2 separate regions of the Mus musculus genome follow, and region 2 is linked to region 1. Evidence: chromatin loops called from intact Hi-C (ENCODE). Cell type or tissue: heart. All regions are shown on one strand. Links, peaks and the distances in the headings refer to the core of each region. The heading gives the core; the rest is flanking DNA. Region 1 has its middle 9.7 kb from the start of Rbm19. Region 2 has its middle 61 kb from the start of Gm42015.

Region 1 (5,374 bases), core at 299-5,298:
CTGGGTGCCAGGAGGAGCCTTCAGAATCCCAGAAACCACAGTGAGTCCCAGTCACTCTGTTCCCCCAAGTCCTCAAGCTGCTCCCTACCTGGGGATCCAGAACACATCTGAATTTCTTTTTCTTTTCTTTTCTTTCCTTTTCTTTCTTTCTTTTGTTGTTGTTGTTGTTGTTGTTTGTTTGTTTGTTGTTTCGAGACAGGGTTTCTCTGTGTAGCCCTGGCTGTCCTGGAACTCACTCTGTAGACCAGGCTGGCCTCGAACTCAGAAATCCGCCTGCCTCTGCCTCCCAAGTGCTGGGATTAAAGGCATGCGCCACCATGCCCAGGTCCTTATTTTTTTTTTTTTTTTTTTTTTTTTTAGCTCTTCTAATATATAAGTACACTGTAGCTGTCTTCAGACACACCACAAGAGGGTGTCAGATCTCATTACAGATGGTTGTGAGCAACCATGTGGTTGCTGGGATTTGAACTCAGGACCTCCAGAAGGGCAGTCAGTGCTCTTAACTGCTAAACCATCTCTCCAGCCCCACATCTGAATTTCTAAAGATGAAGAGTGACAAAGGCAACTTTCTACGGAAGCCACAAGACCTCGAGTGCTGTCCCTGCTCTGGGAGAGGAGGTTTAACCTGTACAGAGAGGTTAAGCATCTTTCCCGAGGTGACACAGCTTGGGAGGTCGGAGATAAGGTTGCCACCTATGGTGGCAACCACTTCCTGGCTTCTATCCTTTCTTCTGACTTATGACTGGCCTCCTGTTGCTGCTGTGGTCCACTACATGGTAATCAATTACTCCTGCTTGTGAGGCATGTGGAGAGAGTGAGGATGGCTGGGAGGTTCCTCAAGGGTGGAGCTCCTGACTCAGGGACACTGTGACCCAGCTTTCCCAAGCTCAGGATTGAGGCTTGCAACCAGAGATGTGAACCCCACACACCCCCATCAGAAAAGGCACTTTTGGGAACACATCCTCAAAGCCCCAATGTCAAGCCCACAGGGATGAACTTTGTGGTGTTGAAGGGTAAAAATTTCCCTGAACCCTGGAGATGCCCTCAAAGCCGAGGAGCCTCTGCTGGCTGCATAGGTGGGCTGGACACTCTTACGTCCCGCACAACTCCAGCCCAGCTCTGTGTCCAGAGGGTGAGCAGAAATGAGCCCCACATGCGTGCATACACAGGGGCTCCCTAGCCCCTCTTTCTCCTTCCTGATTACATCAGCCAATGGGAAGGCTGACAGGCGCTCACAGATGGAATAGCAGACAGGCGGGCCCCTCCCTCTGGGTCTCTGTCCACCAGTCCCTGCCGAGGGGGATCTTGAAACCCTTCCATTCCATGCTTCTGACCAATCTACACAAGCAAATTGAAGCAATACAAATGTTCCCCTCGCCAGGCAGTGGTGGTGCACGCCTTTAATCCCAGAACTTGGGAGGCAGAGGCAGGCAGATCTCTGAGTTCGAGGCCAGTCTGGTCTACAGAGTGAGTTCCAGGACAGCCAGGGCTACACAGAGAAACCCTGTCTCAAAAGAGCAAAAAAGCAAAACCGAAAGCAACAACAAAAATGAGTAAATGTTCCCCTCACTCTCAGCTCTTAAACACGGAGCCCCAAATTAGTTTCTCTGGGTGAAAACTGGGGTCAGAAGAACCAGGGTACTCCTAGAGCCCAGTGGATCTCACAACCTTCCTAACGCTGCGACCCTTTAACTGGGTCCTCACGGTGTGGCGACTCCCAACCATAAAATTATCTTTGTTGCTGCTTCGTAACTGTAATTCTGCTGCCGTTGTGTATGGAAATGTAAATATCTGTGTTTCCTGATCATCTTAAGCGATCCCTGTGAAAGGGTTTTAGACCCCCCCCCCAAAAAAAAGAGGTCTCGACCCACAGGTGGAGAACCACTGCCCTAAATGGTCAAGGGAGAAGAAGTTGACCCTGGGTCTTCCATTTGTAGGACATTGTCAGTCTCCCTCGGCTTGTGGGCCCACGTCTTGCCATCTTGAAGTCTGACCCTGTCCTTGCATGGCCTCAATGCCTGTCATTCTTCTCTCTCTTAGGATAGAAGCAATGCCAAAAATGCCCATTGGGCCATTCCCGAAATGTTTCCCATCTTAAGGCCCATAACATTGTCACCACATCTGCAAGACTGCTTGCCCAGGGGAACTGAAGAGCCACTTCTTGGCCTACTACGGACTGACTACACATTCAAAGTCCACGTTCCCAGGATCTCCTGGTGTTTCTTTGCCACTCTCACACCTCCGGGGTCCTCCCTGCCTGGGACCCTGACAAATCCTGCCATCCCCAGATGGGTGGCTCTCTGGCTTCCTTCAGTTACTCAGTATTCAAATCTGTTCGTGTTTGCAGAGATACTTACCAGCCAACTGTAACCAAGCGTGCCCTGTGCTGGTCTGGATAAGAATCTTAAGGGGCCAAAGAAAGCCAGGGTTGTTAGCGCTGATCCACGGTCCTCTCCTTCCCCCTGCTGGCAGTGTTGTGGAATTGCAGGCCGCTTTCCTAACAGCCTTGGGAGGACTCAAGGGGTGCTGTTGGGAGTGGGGTGGGGGAGCTAGAGGGATGGGGGCCGGCTGTTAGCAAAGGAGACTGAGTCCCAGTAGCCGGTGCTACAGGAAGCTTCTGGCGCCGAACCCACATCATAGTGAGTGAGACTCTGCGCTACATCCCTGACAGATACTACTGGCTGGGCAAACTCAGATACGCCCACACCTCTGTGCTCCCATATGTCCTCCATAATTACAGACATATCCCTCAGTTCTTGTGAGGTTGGGAAGAGCTGGTTTCTACAGCGCAACATAGTTTTGTTGTTCCTGCTGTTGGCACTGTGAGGACTGGTGTGAATTTATTCTTTTGAACTCTCAGGGGTACACAGGTGTGTATGATGAGTCCTGTTTTACAAAGGAGGCATGAGGATTTCAGAGAGGGTAACTGACTTACCCACAGTCACACAGCAGGAAGTATCAGACATGGAATCTAGTCCCCAGTCCAAGTCTCTCTGCTCTTCTCCGGGTGAGCATTGGGTATGGGGAAGGTGAAATGAAATTGTTGTAAAAGAGATGTTCATTGGAAATTTAAATGACAGCTGTGCTATAGAAATTATTTAATCTCAATCAGGGGCTCCTACCCCGCCTTTGATCACTCGGTTCCTGGATGAAAGACACACAACTTATTATTATTAATAATTATTAATTATTATTATTATTATAAGACTTAATCAGCACTAGAGCTGGGCAGGTATCTATCCTCTATGTCTACATCCCTGACAATCATGCCACAGTATAACTTGCCATGCTCCATCTGGACTGCTTTTAACTCCAATTGGCCAGTCCTCATGGCCATGATTTCAAGATTTTATATATATACACATATATACATATACACATACATACATATATATATAAACATATATATAAATTTTTAAAAGGTTTATTTATTTATGTAGCTGTCTTCAGGAGAGGGCATCAGATCCCATTCCAAATGGTTGTGAGCCACCACGTGGTTGCTAGAATTTGAACTCAGGACCTCTGGAAGAGCAGTCAGTGCTCTTAACTGCAGAACCATCTCTCCAGCCCAATTTCAAGATTCTTACCCCACAACATCTTTTCTCTGCACCACCTTCTTTTTCTTCTTCTTCTTCTTCTTCTTCTTCTTCTTCTTCTTCTTCTTCTTCTTCTTCTTCTTCTTCTTCTTCTTCTTCTCCTCCTCCTCCTCCTCCTCCCCCTCCTCCTCCTCTCCTCCTCCTCCTCCTCCTCCTCCTCCTCGTTCTCCTCTTCCTCCTCTTCTCCTTCTGCCTTTTCTTCCTCCTCCTCCTTCTCTTCCTCTTCTTCTTCCTCCTCCTCCCCCCCTGTTTTCCTCAGACTCCAAGCCCAGAAACCCAGGCCCCACCTATCTCAATTCTGCCCAGCTATAGGCTGCAGCATCTTTACACACCAATAATTGGGGGGGGGTGGCAAGGACACATAGTGTCTCTTGGGTCTATGTGCAGAGTCTCTCCTCCTTGGGGACAACCAGATTTTGGGGGCCAGTAGTTAGCATTATAAAACATAGCAAAAGACCAAACCTCAACATATCTGTATCCTATGTAGGGGAGGTGGGACCCACACAGAGAAGGGAGGCTGTGTAGACCATAGAGTAATAGTTATGCAAACAGAAGGGCCTGAGTTTAGTCCTCGTTTAGTCCTGGAACCCATGGGGAAAGCTGAATGAGACCCTAATCTCAGCACTGGGGGTTGGAGACAGAAGGATTCCTGGAACTGTCTGTTGAGCCAGCCTTGCTGAATGGGTGGCCCTGGGTTCAGTGAGGGATGTTCCCTGTCCCAAAATAAAGCAGAGAGCGACATTTGGAGAAACACCGCCATTGACGGCTGACTTGTACACGTGTGTGTACTTGTGCATGCTCTCTCTCTCCTTCTCTCTCTCTCTCTCTCTCTCTCTCTCTCTCTCACACACACACACACACACACACACACATATGCTAAATAACTATTTAAAATAACATTAACCATCACACAGGGTCTCACCAGCACTACCAGGGTTCTTGGTGGTCCCATGCATTGGGACAAAAAGCATCAGCAGCAACAACAACAAACCACATAGGAAACACAGAGTTCGTTTGAAATTCCCTTCTGTCTTCTAGAGCAGTGGTTCTCAACCTTCCTAATGCTGCAACCCATTAATTCAGTGCCTCTTGTTGTGTTGACCTCCAGCCATAAAATTATTTTCATTGCTACTTCATAACTGCAATTTTGCTACTGTTATGAATTGCAGTGTAAATATCTGTGTTTTCCAGCCTCGAGTGACCCCCATGAAAGGGTCGTTGCACCCCAAAGAGTTGAGACCACAGGTTGAGAACCATTGTTCTAGACCCTTCTAGAATATCTCCTTGCTGCTTGCCTTTCCTTGGTTGGGAAGCCCACCCCCTCAGGGCTGGTTCTGGTGCTCAGGGTCCTGAATCCATCCCAGAACCACAGTGGCTGGAGCTGCAGGGACCACCCTGAGTTGTTGATGTTTTTAATTCCTGAGATGTCAGCGAAGCCAACCTGGGGGTCCTAGGTGCCCCCAAGTTTCAAATGCTAGAAGGAGAGGGAAAGGGGGGCCAAGAGGTAGGGAGCAAGGCAGGAGGGCAAGAAGGGCGCAATAAAGTTAAGGTGAGCAAGCTTATTAATGCACAGGAACAGAAGGCCATGAACGGAGTGGTTTTCTGGACATGTGGTAACCATATTTCGCAGCCCAGCTTGGGGACACGGGATTCATAAAGAGCATTCCGTTTTCTTTTAATGCCTTTAAAACACCTTTCTGAGTTGCAGCCGTCTCTGGGGGAGGCTATATTTAGTTGTGTGTTTTAATAACAGCAGTTCATGAAAAATAATAAAAATC
Region 2 (5,374 bases), core at 146-5,145, 1.3 Mb before region 1:
GACGATGCAGATCCACACGTAGGGTGGATCTTCCCTTGTCAGTTTATCTAAGCTGAAAACTCACTCATAGGTGTGCCCAGCGGCTTGTCTCTGTGTGAGGCTAGATCCCGTTGACAATCAAGGCCACCATGCAGGGAACTTTCTTTTTCATGTATCTCCCTGTTCTAGAACATTCAAGAGTAGGGACTGTATGGCGCGCAGCCTTCCTCAGCGACCTCACGTGCTTGTGTATACTTACCTTCCCTCCAGTGTCTTTCCATACCCCCCCCCCCCCGCAACTCATTTCTTTTTTGTTTGTTTGTTTTTGTTTTTGTGAGACAGGGTTTCTCTGTGTACCCAGGCTGGCCTGGCCTGGCCTGGCCTGGAACTCAGAAATCCGCCTGCCTCCGCCTCCCGAGTGCTGGGATTAAAGGTGTGCGCCACCACACCCAGTTTAGCTCATTTCTTTAAAGTCCTGAGTGACGTCAGTCCCTGCTAGATCTCTCCAGTTTATTCGTAGCTTTACTTACTAAAGAACACCTTGGCTGTTTTAAGTGTTTGGCAGTTATGAGTAGACCCATTCTAAGCATCCACGTGAAGGCTTTATACAATGGACAGGAGTATGAGTTTTTCTATACTTAAGGGCTGGCAAAACGGCTCAGGGAAAGGGCGATTGCACCCAAGCCAGATGATCGTGAGTTTGATTCCCTGGAACCCACATGGAGGAAGGAAAGAACTGAGTTCCAAAAGTTGCCCTCTGACCCCCACGTGAGTGCCAAAGCATATGTCCACCCTAAATATAAATTTACATATGGAGTTTATTTGCTTGGATGATCTAATGTATTCCAGGTTAATCTCCAGCTCCCCGTGTGTAAGGGTTACCTTGAACTTTATAAACCTCTTTGGTCTGTATGTTTTCATGGGTGATGTTTCTATTAATGTCTTTGGCCCATTTTAAAAAACAAAAAAAAAAACAAAAAAAAAAAAAAAAAAAACCAAGCTGTCGATTGACTTAACTGGCCTGGGGTAGCACAGAAAGTATTTTGGTTCCTGGTTTCTGAGGATTCAGTGTTTCATGGTGGGGAAGGTAGTTAGAGTTGGCTCACCTTTGGTGGTGGGAGCTTGCGACTTTAGGATAAACGTGGCTCCTCCCGTGACTGTGCCTGAGGCGTGAAGAGCTTCGACCAGAAGCTGAGGTGGATAGAACCGTCAAGGCCTGTCCTTCATGAGCTACTTCAGCCAATGAGGATCTGCAGGGCACATTTATCTTTATCTGAATGATAAATAAGTCAGAGAACACAGAGACTGGTATTGAACTCCCTGCCTCCACCTCTGGATCACAGCCTGAGACAGGGTTTCTCTCTATAGCCCTGGCTGACCTGGAACTCACCCTGTGTACCGGGCTGGCCTTGAACTCAGAGATCTGCCTGCCTCTGCCTCCTCGGCGCTGGCATTAAGTTTAGGCTTGTGGCCGCATAAGCATCTTCCAAATAGCCGCTGTCATGGTGCCGCTGTGCCTGCTGTAGGAAAATCAAGCTGCCTGCCGCCAGCTCAGATCTCTGCTCCCCTCTTCCCCTCCCTCTAACTCTCATGTTAGTGATGGGCACAGCATTTGGCCCTTTCTCATAGGGTCCTTCTTCCCAGGCTCACACGAGGTGGGTCTGCCATAGTCCACCCAGAAGCTCCCATTAAGGCCACACACTCAGCTAACCTAGCGACACTGTCACACACTCACTGGTGAAGCCCTGTGTGACTCAGGAGGGGTCAGGCATTCAAGGTCATTCTCTACTATATAAGCAAGTTCAGAGTCCAGGGCTAGCCTGGGCTACAAGAGACTGTCTTCTCCTCCTTCCATACCCTTCACTGTCCCCTGCTTCTCCCTCTCCTCCCCACTTCCCCTTCCCTCTCCTCTCCTGTGTCTTTCACTATCCTCATCTCTTATCAGTGACCTGTCCCTCCCTCCCTAACCTGACCTCCCTGAGTCGGAGCTGAAACACCCATTGGTCTGCTATTCAGTGTTTGGTCATTTCCTCTGCTGGTCCCAAATTTCCTCCATTAGGGGACTCGTCCCTCTGTGTAGGTCTTGGGCAGTTGGAAGGGGCGCTGTGCGTCAGAATTCCAGGGAGAAGGACCTTCTCAGATCCAATTAGGCTGTAGGGTAACATCAGAGGAGCAGAGCATCCCCAATGCTGTCGCAGGGTCACAGGGTTACAGGGTCAAAGCATGGCTCTTACTGAATAATAGATCCGTGGACACTAATGGCAGGCACCACGAACTAAATAGACTCTGTAATTTCTAGATGTTTCAATGCCTCACTGTGGGGTGAGGTAGGGGTGCGGATCCCACTCCCCCTTCGTCGGTTTCCGTGGTAGCAGCCGCTGTGGAGGGCATCTTTCTCAGTCTCCTGTCCTCCAGTTTCTTAGCCTAGTTCCTTGTGGAGATCCTGCTTCCTTCCGACCCCAGGGTCTTAGCTCTACATTCCAGGACGGTAGCCCCGAGTTCTTAGGAGCGATGCAACCTCAAGTCCTTGAGTCCCGCACCCGCATCAGGTGCATCCATCCATCTAGCGGAGCGGAGCTCGTGTCCTTCCACATGTGGCCAGCAGGTGTCGCCACAGACCGGGCAGCAGCCGAGCTTTGGCGCCATGTCACCTGGGCAGCTGGAGCCTGGGATGGTGATGAGGGGGGCAGACTGAGGCAACCCAGGTGAGACCTGCAGAGCTAACAGTGTGCTAGTGTGGTGTGCAAGGCCCTTTTTGCTCTACTGGGGTCGTAAGGACCCCGAGATAACGTTCCCAAGTACCCACTACAGAAATGACTTGAGAGGATCCGAGAGGCAAGGCTATTTGCTCGAGGCCACACAGCACTCAGCAAGCAAGGGGCAGGCTGGGTGAGCTGATGCCATGAAGGGGAACGTGCAACTTACCCAGGGTCACACTGTCTGTTTGTGGCCAAGCCAAGGCTCGAACACAGTCTGGGTTTGTATTACTGTTTGTTCAATTATTTTTGAGACAGGGTCTCACTGTTTAGACCTGGCTAGCCTGGAACTTACCATGTAGCTCAGGCTGCCCTGAAATCTCTGTTGATCCTCTATCCCAAGTACTAGGATGACACCATTCTGATTGTATGACTATTTTTGATTGACAGCCCACAGCTGTATCTGCTTGCAGGACACAAGCCCCGATGGTGTGTCCTTACCAGCACCCAGGCTGCCTGTGGCCAGTGCTTTGTCAGCCTCAGACAGCCTGTCACTGTCCTCTGAGGACTTTGTAAACTGAGACTGCGGAGGGTCTGTAACTAGTCTTGTTTCCTGGAAGGCAGACCCTCCCACCCTCAGCAAACCGCCTCTGTCCAGGTCCAGACTCTTGTGTCTTTCCCATCCTTTCTCCCAGTGTGCTGTGCTTGCACAGGGAGATGTTGTGTGTCTCTGAGCACCCAGCGGACTTCTGTTTGGGCTCACGTTCTGTGGTCTTCCACCTTCTGGGTACTCACCAACTAATGTATGCTGGACACGCCCTGGATTCTTTTCAGTACCGTGTGTGTGTGTGTGTGTGTGTGTGTGTGTGTGTGTGTGTGTGTAAATGGGACTCGCCTTCAAGAACACACATGGGGTCAGCAGTGGGCTTCATGTGGGACAGGATCCTGCACTGTTGCTCTGCCCTGCAACACTGCATTCCTAGTATTTGGACATGCCTGTAACCTTTGCACAATGACAAGATTGGCTCCGTTATTCACTTCTAATTCAGACTTCATGCAAATGTGTTTTATTATTTATTCAAAATTCATATTTATCTTATTTTACACATCTAGGTTCTCTCCCTGTATTACATACAGTATTTCTGGGTGTCATGTGTGTGCCTGGTGCCCTAGGACATCACAGAAGGGCATCAGATCTGCTGGAACTGGAGTTACAGATGGTACCGACTACAGAAGCCTACTAAAGAAGATGGCTGAGGTCCTGTGATGCCATTGGTGTCTGAAAGGTGCTGCCCCAGGGAGCCCCCGTTCTACAGAAGGAAAACGGCACCTGCGACCCAACGACTTAGGGATCAGACTTGGCCTAGCTTCACTTATACAGATGGGGAAACAAAGGCCCATTGAGCTGAACAGTGAAAGCCATAAGCTTGCCGCCTCCCGCAAGCTCCTCTGGCTTCAGTGCTGGGCAGTTGCACCCCTCATGCATGGGTGTGGGGGCACATGAGATCTCTCAGGGGACAGCTGATCCTGAAAGATCTCTCAGGGGGTAGCCTGACATCTTTGGATGCCCATTGCCATGTCACGTGGTATCCACCACCCATGAGAGTGGCTGACCCTGTATCACCTGCCCACTAACCTCCCAGCCCTGGCTGTGACCCACACCAGCTTCCATGGGAATGAATGCCCATTTGCTTGCTTTTAACTCTGTGGCTAGAGCTGGGGTGACCACTAACCACTGCCGTTAGGGGCTGCAACACCGGCCCTCGGCATTTATGGCTTCTGGGTCTGTGGGCACAAGAACTGTAGATTGGAAATAGGAAATTAAAAGGCTGCAACTACTGACTGGCCCAAATGGAGACCCATCCCATGGGCAAGAACCAATCCCTGGCATTATTAATGACACTGTCAGGATGGCAGATAGGATCTAGTTTACGGGTCCCCCAGCAGAGGCAGAGACCCACAGGCAAATGTTAGATAGAGTCTCGTGGAAGAGTTGGGGGAGGATTGAGGGCTCCAAAGTGATTAGGAGCCCCACAGGAAGACCAACAGAGTCACCTAACTTGGACCCTTGGGGGCCCCCAGAGACTGAACGGAAGAGCAAGCATGGGCTGGACCTAGACCCCTCCTGCCCCCCTTCCCCTACCCCCTGCCCCCCTCCATATGTAGATGTGAAACTTGGTCTTCATGCAGGTCTCCCAACAACTGGAATGAAGGCTGACCCTGAATCTGTTGCCTGCCTGTAGATCCCATTCCCCTCTCTGGGCTGCCTTGTCTTGCCTCAGTGGGAGACGACGCACCTAGTTTTGCAATGACTTGATGTGTCAGGGTGGGGCGATCCCCTGGGAGGGGAGGATTCCTCTTCTCAGAGGAGAAGGGGCGGGAGGAATGAGGAGAGAAGTTATGTGAAGAGGGGACTGGGAAGAAGCGGGGGTGATATTGGGTTGTAAAGTGAGTCAGTAAATAAATTAATGGAAAAAAATCGGCGACTACACTGTGTACAGACCGTGTTCCTCTCAGTTGCTACAGCATATTTAGGCCACCTAGACGGGAGTTAAGTACTAGGAAAGATACATGTAGATTCCATTTGAACGATAACAGACTTGAACTTGTTGCAAGGCCAAGCCCTGTGGATACCATGGGGCATTATAATGTTACCTGCTGCCCTTGGAGACTTGGCATCTTTGAAGCGAGTCTGGCTT

What was found. Hi-C counts contacts between places; a loop is a spot of excess contacts. Peaks named below come from ENCODE experiments on the same cell type or tissue, not always from the same donor. Only the 100,000 strongest peaks of a DNase experiment are listed, where the experiment ranks them.
Region 2: a loop joins it to region 1, with 2.6 times the contacts of the local background. A loop is called at or near these places in 16 of 42 quality-filtered maps.

Annotation. Positions count from the first base shown.
Region 1 is chr5:120,104,169-120,109,542 of GRCm38, forward strand. No RefSeq gene overlaps it. Among named protein-coding and RNA genes, the nearest start is that of Rbm19, 9.7 kb to the right of the region's middle. In heart, for the core only: CTCF peaks have their summits at 2,459 (motif pointing left) and 2,678; no DNase peak of the experiment used is centred there; H3K27me3 peaks cover 1,268 bases.
Region 2 is chr5:118,779,176-118,784,549 of GRCm38, forward strand. No RefSeq gene overlaps it. Among named protein-coding and RNA genes, the nearest start is that of Gm42015, 61 kb to the right of the region's middle. In heart, for the core only: no CTCF peak of the experiment used is centred there; a DNase peak (open chromatin) is centred at 2,576; H3K27me3 peaks cover 3,413 bases.